2 separate regions of the Homo sapiens genome follow, and region 1 is linked to region 2. The links are chromatin contacts, found by POLR2A ChIA-PET in ENCODE. All regions are on one chromosome and are shown on one strand. Each heading gives the region's core, a stretch centred on a gene start or an enhancer-like site at or near the end of the contact. The rest is flanking DNA. Distances are from core to core; before and after follow the strand shown. Region 1 overlaps DIP2B (disco interacting protein 2 homolog B). Region 2 has its middle 20 kb from the start of LIMA1.

Evidence for each region. ChIA-PET counts read pairs that join two places held with the same protein, here RNA polymerase II (POLR2A).
Region 1: POLR2A ChIA-PET joins it to region 2 with 16 read pairs in activated naive CD4-positive, alpha-beta T cell. The contact joins two enhancer-like sites. POLR2A ChIA-PET finds 5 or more read pairs at or near these places in 4 of 52 experiments (OCI-LY7, activated CD4-positive, alpha-beta T cell, activated T-cell and 1 more).

Annotation. Positions count from the first base shown.
Region 1 is chr12:50,568,047-50,573,856 of GRCh38, reverse strand. The region is part of intron 1 of DIP2B (disco interacting protein 2 homolog B); the gene reads right to left. Among named protein-coding and RNA genes, the nearest start is that of DIP2B, 66 kb to the right of the region's middle. Within about 2 kb of position 1,401, at least 8 of the 41 ENCODE cell types and tissues checked have a DNase peak (open chromatin) inside an H3K27ac peak, as active enhancers do.
Region 2 is chr12:50,300,416-50,306,805 of GRCh38, reverse strand. No RefSeq gene overlaps it. Among named protein-coding and RNA genes, the nearest start is that of LIMA1, 20 kb to the right of the region's middle. Within about 2 kb of position 2,390, at least 3 of the 41 ENCODE cell types and tissues checked have a DNase peak (open chromatin) inside an H3K27ac peak, as active enhancers do.

The DNA.
Region 1 (5,810 bases), core at 152-2,651, 270 kb before region 2:
CTAAGACAAATTATTTGAATAAATGAATTTAGTGATTTCATGCAAAATACTTCCACAACAGCATACATCACACTGTGACATTTTTAGTCTGAAGAAGGGAAAATACACATTCTGCAAAGGGAAGAAATGTAAACAAAATTGGACTAACCATTTTTAAAGACTGCCTCCTGTCTGGGTTCTGTCTGTTTGAACTATGCCAATCATGGGATTCCATTAGAAAAATAAAATTGCCCTGAAACAGTACCTCAAGTGATTAGTGCTACAATGGGCTTTTCTACAAATCATTCCAGACACTGTCCAGGGCTCAGGGCACAGCTCCTCTACTGTTTCCAACATCTATTGCACATTTTAAAAGATAAGGTTATAAGACTGGGTTGTAATAAACACACTGAATGGGTCTGTATCTACACTGAGTTGTAGGTGGCTACAGACCAGGGTAGGCCAGGAAGAAACAGAATTTGGAATGGCAAGGCAGGTGGAACAAGGAGAGCAGCATGCGCTACTAAACTGTAAGCAACTTGATCGATACTCAATCTTATTTGTCTCTTTACAACCTGAAGCACCAGCACAGAGCTTTACACAGTAGGTGTTCAAGCAGTTATTTGTTTAATGGAACTGACTGTTATGGCTGATGAAGCCAGAACTCTGGCTTCTGGATACGTGGCTGTATTTGGGGATTTTATGGTATTTACCTCTTCTGGATTATGACCTGATAGTCTGTGGTAGATTTAAGGGGATGCCTAAAAAGGATACTTAACCATTTAGTTCAGCTGGAATGGAAACACAGAACACCCTCTGCGGCTTTATTTCTTAGAGCTCACGTGCAGAATGGCACATGCCTGATCAGTTTCTGAGTGCCAAGAGTGTTCTCTGTTTTAACAGCACACTCTAGCCAAGATGCTGACACTGGGCATATTCTCCAACTTTCACCTGTCTCCTAGAGCTGCTCAGATCTGATTTAATACTGTCCATGGCGAGTCACAGCTTGAGAGGGGCTGGATCATAATGCTCCATGAAAAGCATCTACTGAAGTAAATGTTAATTTATGGAAGGAGGCACTGAGACACCAAAATGTTTTCTGTTATTCTAAATTCTGTCAGCACAAAGGAGAACCTGTAACCAACATTTTAAGGAAACTAATTTTATAGACTTTTCAGCTTACAGAATTGATAAATTAGAGCTCTAATTTTCATTATCTGGGATATGGCAAAGGTGGAGAATGGAAGAGAAGAGATTCAGAAACAGTCAATGTAGTAACCTGGAAGGCCCTTCAACAAAACTGAGCCTGTGTTTTGTTCATTTTCTTATCCCTCAAAGCATCTAGCAGGAGCCTTTTGCCAAAGGCATTCAGTAAATGTTTTCTGAATCAAGTTGTTGCGAAAGCATTCTCAGCACACACCAATCCAGCATGCCATAAGTTTAGCAACCCTTAACTCTCTCCCTAGCAAATGCTTTCAGTTCCCCTTATTGTGAAATATTTTTCTTCTAGGAAATATATTTTAACTTCACAATATATAAATGAGAAATGCCAGAATCTCCTACAAGATGTAATTTTAAAAGGGAGGAGGGCATGTACTCAACAAAGTTTGAGGAAACTGTGGTCTTAGTCTGGGGATAATATTTTTATATCAACACATAATAGACATTTTAGCTTTAAAGAGAAATGGAACACACATGAGGATAAAGTAAAACCCCCAAATTTGTGATTTTTTTAAAGTTGTGCTTCATTTTTACAAAATGAATGAAGACAAATATAAATATTTTACGTTAAAAAGCAAAGAACAACCTAAGCAAAGCAATATAACTGGAGCTGTGTTGTAACAAACTCTAAAGAGAAGGCTTCGGCAATGCTGTCACACAGCTGCATCCATAAATGTCTTTTCCTAAAGGAATAGTTAAACTAAAAGTTGAACTGGAAAGACAGATGCATCTTTTAAATAAACTTCCAGGCCTGGCTGTATGTTAAAGTTACACAAATAATTAAAATGCCTAGGTCTCAGGCTGGGCGCGGTGGCTCACGCCTGTAATTCCCACATTTTGGGAGGCCGAGGCAGGAGGATCACGAGGTCAAGAGATCGAGATCGAGACCATCCTGGCTAACATGGTGAAACCCTGTCTCTACTAAAAATACAAAAAATTAGCCAGGCGTGGTGGCACACGCCTGTAGTCCCAGTTACTTGGGAGGCTGAGACAGAAGAATCACTTGAACCCAGGAGGCGGAGGGTGCAGTGAGCCAAGATCACGCCATTGCACTCCAGCCTAGGTGACAGAGTGAGACTCCGTCTCAAAAAAAAAAAAAAAAAAAAAACGCCTAGGTTTCAAAGGTCACAGATAATTCGATTCCCATCTACCTATAGCCAAAGCCTTTCAAAAGGCTGCCAATAGGCGGGGTGTGGTGGCTCACGCCTGTAATCCCAGCACTTTGGGAGGCCAAGGCAGGGTGGATCACCTGAGGTCAGAGGTTCGAGACCAGCCTGGCCTTCATGGCATAACCCCATCTCTACTAAAAATATAAATTTTAGCTAGGCATGGTGGCGCACACCCGTAGTCCCAGCTACTCGGGAGGCTGAGGCAGGAGAATCTCTTGAACCCAGGAGGTGGAGGTTGCAGTGAACCGAGATCGTGCCACAGCACTCTAGCCTGGGTGACAGAGTAAGACTCCATCTCCAAAAAAAAAAAAAAAAAAGAGGCTGCCAATAATAACATATTCTCTTTGAGACCTTCCCTACTACCCCATCCTTCCCCAACCCCTCCACTACATTGCGATGGCATTTTCTTTTCATACCTCTATTATCACTTACCTCAATATACAATCATATTTTAATTTCATTGTTATTACAAATTGGTTCTTGATTAGACTATAAGCTCCTTGTGGACAACAGCTGGGTCATAGTAATTTTGCTACATTTAATATCTGCTAAATAAACAGTCAATAAAAGTTTTGTTGAAAAAATGAAGCCAAAATTTCTGAGAGAATAAAACCAAAACTTCTGAAAACCTTGTTTCACAAACTTAAATCTAGTCACTCAAAAGAAGGCTTCAAGTAACCTGAAGTATTGTAAAAAAAATTATTTGTTTATGCATCATATATCCATATATTTAATGCCTATATCTTTATTTTATTGTTTGTTGTTGTTTTCTTTGTTGGGGGACCGAGTTTCACTCTTGTTGCCCAGCCCATCGCAGTGGCGCGATCTCGGCTCATTGTAACTTCTGCCTCCCGGATTCAAGTGATTCTCTCGCCTCAGCCTTCCAAGTAGCTGGGATTACAGGCATGTGCCACCACACCTGGCTAATTTTGCATTTTTAATAGAGACAGGGTTTTACCATGTTGGTCAGGCTGGTCTTGAACTCCTGACCGCAAGTGATCCGCCTGCCTCAGCCTCCCAAAGTGCTGAGATTACAGGTATGGGCCACTGCGCCCAGCCATTTACTGCCTGTATCTTTATACACCAAAATGTCAGCAACTGGCTCATGTAGAACAATGTTCGCACTTAGTAGGTGCTCAAATATTTACTGATCCAATTAATATCGCTAGAACACTCTGGGTATTCAAATATACATATATACACACATACATATATAGAATATACATACTATACACTACAGAATGTAAAAGACAAATCCCCAAGAGATCTAGATATCAAGATTTCAAGATATCAAGATTTTAAATCGGATATCTAAAGGAAAAATCGGAGAACTTCTTCATTTTAAATCAGGGCACGGAAAATGTTCCAGAGTTGATTTTCAGAAGTGATAAAGCAATCATGACACAGCAAAACCCAGTCAAACAAGTGAATCTCTCATAAAGGAATCAGAGCACTTCATTCACTGAAGAGACAAGTTTCTACAACCAAACTGCAAAAGATTTCTGAGTTTAACAACTTGCAACAGATGTCAACACAGAAGTTCAGCTGTTACATCTTGGAAGTTAGATGGGTTTTAGACTTATTAGTTTTACAATAAATATAAAAATGATTAAAACTAAAATATTTTAAAAGACCAGCATGTATCTGATCTCTATGTATCTCTTAAAAATTATAAAAATAATTGCAAAAGCAAAATCTGTAGAGAGGTCAATATTTACCTGATATTTATATAATAACTCTTAAGATAATCATTATAGTTTATTTAAAGGTGCAGTATAGTTTAGTAAAACACAGCAGAATCTCAAGCCACAATTGGTAAAATACTGAGAAGTCAAAAGAAAACAGTCTGGTGGCCATCAGTAAGGCTAAACCATCTCTAACTGCACCTACAAAGGAGTTAAGAGTGCCAGCCATCCCTTAGAGCCTCCCTGCCAACTCACTGGAATTAACTGTGACAAGGCAGCAGGCCAAAGGAAGGAGCCCAACGAACAATTCAGGATGGTGGAATTAACATGCACATTCCCTTCCACCTGCAAATGTTTGGTAGGCTAAAAAGATATTACCAGCCACATAACACGCCCCTGGGTTTTCAGTAACAAAAAGTAATTTAATATGTCACAGTGATATGTTTGGTCTAGAGAAAGGTGCATGCTCTCAAATCTCCCCATAAGATTGAACACATTGATGGATAACAGCTAAATGCTCTCCCCAAACTGAGAGGCAATTCCACAGAAAACACATACTGAGGACCAGATAGTTCTCTGCTTCCACAAATCCATGCCATTAACTAGTTTCTCTATTATCTGATACTTTATGTGCCCTGAAATTAACAAATTATATTCTATCAAAACAAATTCCCATGCATTAAAAAGAGCTGTGGTGAAAAAAAAAAAAAAGACAAAAGAAATTCCACTGGAAAAGCAGAGATTGTGATTAGGAAAAAAAAATTCACCATGCAAATCTGGAACTATTTCAAATTAGTTGAGAGGGGAGGGAAGCACGACTAGGGAAGAGAATTCTTACGGACAAAAAAAAAAATGATGAATAAAGCACTTGAAAACAAAGCTTATCAGTACTTTATTCTAATTTGGAAGAAGCAGGATATGTCCTCTGACATCATTTATACAAAGCTTGGTTCCTGCAACTTTTTTGGAATAATAATTTTTTATCAAAATTTTATGGTTTTAAAAAATGATGCAAAGACTTCTGGTGTCAGCCAAGGAGTAAGCTCCCCTCAGCCTCTCTCCTTCCCAGATTACAACACTCTCAACTAAATAAAATAAGCCACTAGCTGAGGAAGAAGAAGAGTAAATAAACAGCAGGCAAATAGAAGAGGTAAGTCAAAACTGAAAGCTTACAATTCCACTGAGTTTCCTGCCTATTTTCTTTTTTACTCCTTCACCTCCTGGCTTAGACCCAAGGATGGGCCTGGTCCTGGTGGCCCAATTTACAAAACAGCACAGGGAACACACACACTAAAAATGCTGACAGAAATTCCCGTATACTGCTCAGAGGGCTGAAAGAGCCAGGCAAGCCAAAAAGTACAGGCTAAATACCCTTTTCTTCTTTTTTTACCTTTGTTTTCCTCCGCTGGCCCTATCTTGAGGTCTGGACCAGTCACAGGACTATGCTGGGAAAAGAAGCCCCTAGGAGCCCAAGAATGAGGAGATATACCAAACAGGAGAAAGCTGGAAAAGGGGATCCCCAATTCTACATAATAACAAACATGCATCTCAGGCTGACCTCCAAGCTTGCATATGTACAGTAGTTCCAAAGAAGGACAGCAAAAGCTTTGAGAACTGAGCTATAAGACACTCCCAAGTCCCAGACCTGATTAGTGCTTAGGCAGGGTCAGTCAAACAGCAGAGCAAACACTGAGAACTGAACTGACACTGGAATCTACAGAAGGTGAGAACAAACTCGAGATCTGAACTTAACCAA
Region 2 (6,390 bases), core at 1,141-3,640:
TTTATTTATTTAGAGATGGGGTTTCACTCTTGTTGCCCAGGCTGGAGTGCAATGGCGTGATCTCGGCTCACCTCAACCTCCACCTTCCCAATTCAAGCAATTCTCCTGCCTCAGCCTCCCGAGTAGCTAGGATTACAGGCATGTGCCACCACGCCCGGCTAGTTTTGTATTTTTCGTAGAGATGGGATTTCTCCATGTTGGTCAGGCTAGTCTCGAACTCCCAACCTCAGGTGATCCACCTGTCTTGGCCTCCCAAAGTGCTAGGATTACAGGCGTAAGCCACTGTGCCATTCTGGTGAGCTTATTCATAAGATGGGTAAAAAGTTTGTGAATTATTTATTATAAAATTGTACGTGATGGTGTATCAGTTATCTATTACTGCATAGCAAATTACCTCCAAAATTTAGTAGCTTAAAACAACATACATACATCTCATAATTTCTGTGGGTCAGGATTTAGCAGCAGTTTAGCTGGCAGGTTCTGGCTCAGGGTCTTTCATGACATTGGAGTCAAGATGTTGGCTGGGGTTGCAGTCGTCCAAAAGCTTGGTAGAGGGTAGGGGAAGAGGTTGGAGGATCTGCCTTCAAATTAGCTCACTCACATAGTTCTTAGCTAGAGGCCACAGGGACCTCTTCATAAAGTTTCTTGAGTATCCTTATGACATGATGACTGGTTTCATCCACAATAAATGGTCCAAGAGAGGAAGGATGAAGCCACAATGCCTTTATATGACCTAGTCTTAGAAGTGACACACTGTCAGGCCAGGCGCAGTGGCTTACACCTGTAATCCCAGCACTTTGGAAGGTCGAGGCAGGAGAATCCCTTGAGCCCAGGCACTCAAGACCAGCCTGGGCAACATAGTGAGACCGTATCCCTGAAAAAAAAAAATTAGCTGGGCATGGTGGCATTTGCCTGTGGTTCCAGCTACTCAGGAAGCTGAGGTGGGAGAATCACTTGAGCCTGGAAGGTTGAGGCTGCAATGAGCCATGAAAAGAAAAAAAAAAGTGACATACTGTCATTTTTACTCAGAAGAAAGTCCAGGCCGGGCACGGTGGCTCACGCCTGTAATCCCAACACTTTGGGAGGCTGAGGCGGGTGGATCACCTGAGGTCAGGAGTTTGAGACCAGCCTGATCAACATGGTGAAACCCTGCCTCTACTAAAAATACAAAAATAATTAGCTGGGCATGGTGGCGGGTGCCTGTAATCCCAGTTACTCTGTAGGCTGAGGCGGAAGAATTGCTCGAACCCGGGAGGCAGAGGTTGCAGTGGGCCGAGATGGCGCCATAGCACTCCAGCCTGGGCAACAAGAGCGAAGCTCCATCTCAAAAAAGAAAAAGAAAAAAAAGAAAATCCATAAACCCCACCCATGTTCAAGGGGAGGGGCGTTTCACATTTTATAGGGAGAAGCATCAAAAAATTTGTGGGTTTTTTTTTTTTTTTTTGAGATGGGGTTTCACTCTTGTTGCCCAGGCTGGAATACAGTGGTGTGATCTTGACTCACTACTGTAACCTCTGCCTCTCGGGTTCAAGTGATTCTCCTGCCTAAACCTCCTGAGTAGCGGGGATTACAGGTGTGAGCCACCATGCCTGGCTAATTTTTGTATTTTTTAGTAGATATGGGTTTTCACCATATTGCCCAGGCTGGTCTAGAACTCCTGACCTCGTGATCCACCCACGTCAGACTCCCAAAGTGCTAGGATTACAGACGTGAGCCACCGCACCCGGCCTGGAATTTGTGGTTTTAAAACCATCACAGATGGTATACTAAAAGTAAAAATTTGGATTTTTTATTAAAACAGAAAATTGATCCTTGAGTATATAGTTTGCTGTCAATGCTCAGATAACACTAGTTTCTTTTCTTTTCTTTTTTTTTTTTTTTTGAGACGGAGTCTTGCTTTTGTCACCCAGGCTGGAGTACAATGGCATGATCTCGGCTCACTGCAACCTCCACCTCCCAGGTTCAAGCGATTCTCCTGCCTCAGCCTCTTGAGTAGCTGGGATTACAGGCACCTGCCAGCATGCCCAGCTAATTTTTTGTATTTTTAGTAGAGATGGGGTTTCTCCATGTTGGCCAGACTGGTCTCGAACTCCTGACCTCAGGTGATCCGCCCACCTTGGCCTCCCAAAGTGCTGGGATTACAGGCATGAGCCACCGCGCCCAGCAACACTAGTTTGTTAAATTACTAAAATACTTTTATACAAGAGCCTGTTAACTTTCTGAGTCTTGTTTCCACAGTAGTCACTCAACAAATGTAGAAAGGGAAGGAAGGGAATATTTAAAAGTTGTAGCAAGAAATACACAAAAACTACATTTGGTCAGCATGACTCATTAATGGGAATGATCCAAAATTATCTGACTCATTGGAAGGTAAAGACCTTTGGAGGATAGTGCAATTTTCAGATTTGGACTTTGTCCTGCTTGGGCTTAAAAGGGCTTTGCCTTTATCCAAAGCCTCAAGCAGAAGACAGAACAAGAGGATAAGGATAAAGTCTTTCTTGCAAGTATGTGGTGATTATCTCCAACTAGGATGAAAGTTACTTATAGAAGACAACATCGGGGCCAGGTGCGGTGGCTTGCGCCTGTAATCCCAGCACTTTGGGAGCCGAGGAGGGTGGATCACAAGGTCAGGAGATCGAGACCATCCTGGCTAACGCGGTGAAACCCCGTCTCTACTAAAAAATACAAAAAAATTAGCCGGGTGTGGTAGTGGGTGCTTGTAGTCCCAGCTACTCAGGAGGCTGAGGCAGGAGAATGGAGTGAACCCAGGAGGCGGAGCTTGCAGTGAGCTGAGATCGCGCCACTGCACTCCAACCTGGGTGACAGAGCAAGTCCCCGTCTCAAAAAAAAAGGAAACGATATCTTTTCTTCTTTTATCTACTTTAGCTACTCAGTGAATGAACTGTCTGGCCTGGCGTGGTGGCTCATGCCTGTAATCCCAACACTTTGGGAGGCCAAAGTGGGTGGATCACTTGAAGTCAAGAGTTCAAGACCAGCCTGGCCAACACGGCGAAACCATCTCTACTAAAAACACAAAAATTAGCTTGGTGTGGTGGTAAGTGCCTATAATCCCAGCTACTCAGGAAGCTGAGGCAGGAGAATTGCTTGAATCTGGGAGACAGAGGTTGCAGTGAGCCGAGATCACACCACTCTGTCTCAAAAAAAAAAAAAAAAGAGAACTGCCTAACAGAAATAAATATTTTTAAAATATGGTCAGCTTTTATTTCAAGTAGTAATTTATAATTACAAGAGTGCTGAAACCAAAGCCTTGGCTCCCAATTCTGCTATGTAAATGAACTAATTAAAGTTCATAGTTTTAATTATTTTTCTTTTTTTTGAGACAGGGTCTTACTGTCATCAGGCCAGAGTGCAATGGCGGCACGACCTCAGCTAACTGCAGGCTCCATATTCTAGTCTCAAATGATCCTTCTGCCTCAGCTTCCTAAGTAGATGGGACTACAGGCATGTGCCACCACCCCTGCCTACTTTTTGCATTTTTTTGTAGAGTTGGGGTTTTGCCATGTGCCCAGGCTGATCTCGAACTCCTTGATTCAAGCAGTCCATCTGCCTCAGGCTCCCAACGTGCTGGGATTACAGGTGTAAGACACTGCGCCTGGCCATGGTTCTAATTCTATTCACCTGCTATACAAAAACCCAGGTTTAGCAGCTCCTGACATTGTCTATTAATTACGAAAACAAAAACAAATTAAGCAACCCTAAAGCACAATACTATACTTCCCTAATAAATCTAATGAAAAAAATCTCCCAATGAAAGGAGATAAACTGAACACATCTGGGATTCCTTTCAGGGTAAAGAATCTGTGGATGACTCTTTTAGAACCAGCTCCCAGAGCTCAATTGTCATGAACTTCCATCACATTTAAATGAGTGGAATAAACAGTTTGCTTTCCAGATGAGGTCAGTTGCCACAAGGATGTGGCCGGGATGAGACTGCTGACCTTTTCTCACTCCTTGGGAAGGCATTGTACATTTTCATTCCAAAGCATCCTTTTTTTTTTTTTTTTTTTTTTTTGAGACGGAATTTCACTCTTGCTGCCCAGGCTGGAATGCAATGGCTCAATCTTGGCTCACTACAGCCTCTACCTACCAGGTTCAAGCGATTCTCCTGCCTCAGCCTTCTGAGTAGCTGGGATTACAGGCACCTGCCAACATGCCTGGCTAATTTCTGTATTTTTAGTACAGATGGGGTTTCACCATGTTGGCCAGGCTGGTTTCAAACTCCTGACCTCAGGTGATCTGCCCACCTCGGCCTCCCAAAGTGCTGGGATTACAGGCGTGAGCCACCGTGCCTGGCCGCCAACATTCTTTAACATGGTTCAGTGTTCCACGTAGTCCTCTTACCCAATGGACCTAGCTCGGTGGTGTTCTTTTAATGTTAGGATCTGGAAAATGTTAACGATGTTTTTGACAACTACAATACCTAAAACTTTTAGCTATTTTCACTCTACTTTTCCCAGTTTCTTTACCAAGATAGAATATTTTGAAGTATGGTGGCGCATCACTGGAGTCCCAGCCACACGAGAGTCTGAAGGGGGAGGACTGCTTGAGCCCAGCAGGTTGAGGCTGCAGTGGAGCATGATTGTGCCATAGCACTCCAGCCTGGGTGATAGAGCAAGGTCTCATCTAAAATATATATATATTACCGGCATGAGCCACCATGCCCGGCCTTGTATGTTAATCTTAAACCCAGCCTCCTTGTTTTTTTTTTTTTTTTTTTTTTAAGATGGAGTCTTGCTCTTGTCGCCCAGGCTGGAGTGCAGTGGCACAATTTCGGCTCACTGCAACCTCCACCTCCCAGATTCAAGCAATTCTCCTGCCTCAGCCTCCTGAGTGGCTGGGATTGCAGGTGCCTGCCACCACGCCCAGCTAATTTTTGTATTTTTAGTAGAGACAGGTTTCACCATGTTGGCCAGACTGGTCTCGAACTCCTGACCTCAGGTGATCCACCTGCCTCGGCCTCCCAAAGTGCTGGGGTTACAGGCGTGAGCCACTGTGCCCGGCCTTGTATGTTGATCGTAAACCCAGCTTCCTTGTTAAGTGCAATTACTATTTCTAATAATTTACGGTTATATAATTTGGAGCTTTCCACAAAGACAAGCATATTCTCTGTCAATGTTTCTTCCTTTTTAGTTCTTATATCTTTTATTTCTTTGTATTGACTTACTGCCCTGTCTAGAATTTCCTGTAAAATGCTGATAGAAGCAGTAATTATAGTGGACATCCCTATATTTTCCTAGTTTTAGATAAAATTTTCTAAAGTTTAATGTTATGAATGATGTTCAATTTAAGTTTTTTGTAGATTCCCCTTAACAAATTAGGAAATTTTCCTTTTTAGTTTGCTAAGCTTTTATCATGAATGGGTGATAAATTCAAATGCTTGTTCTACATCTTTAGAGATGATGATACCCCCATCTGTTAATAGGCAACTTAACATTGATACTTTTTTGGTTTTGTTTTTTAATGTGAAACCACTCTTATATTCTGGAATAAATCCACCTAGATCATGCATACATATTATCTATTTAATATACTGCTGGATTCAGTTTACTATTTATTTATTTATTTTTATTTCCAAGCACACTCACCATAACAATTTATTTAGAATTGATGTATCTATGATAATGAGTGAAACTGGCCTTTCATTTTCTTTTTCTCCCTGTTTGGTTTGGTTTCTTTTTTTTTTTATTATTATTATACTTTAAGTTCTAGGGTACATGTGCACAACGTGCAGGTTAGTTACATATGTATACATGTGCCATGTTGGTGTGCTGCACCCAGTAACTCGTCATTTAACATTAGGTATATCTCCAAATGCTATCCCTCCCCCCTCCCCCTACCCCACAACAGGCCCTGGTGTGTGATGTTCCCCTTCCTGTGTCCATGTGTTCTCATTGTTCAATTCCCACTTATGAGTGAGAACATGTGGTGTTTGGTTTTTTTGTCCTTGCAACAGTTTGCTGAGAATGATGGTTTCCAGCTTCATCCATGTCCCTACAAAGAACATGAACTCATCATTTTTTATGGCTGCATAGTATTCTATAGTGTATATGTGCCACATTTTCTTAATCCAGTCTATCGTTGTTGGACATTTGGGTTGGTTCCAAGTCTTTGCTATTGTGAATAGTGCCGCAATAAACATACGTGTGCATGTGTCTTTATAGCAGCATGATTTATAATCCCTTGGGTATATACCCAGTAATGGGATTGCTGGGTCAAATGGTATTTCTAGTTCTAGATCCCTGAGGAATCGCCACACTGATGGTTTGGTTTCAAGTTATCACAACTTTATAGAAAGAGCTGGAGAATATTTCTACTTTTTCTGTTCCAGAAAATTTTATATAAGACTTAAATAATCAGATCTTTGAAAAC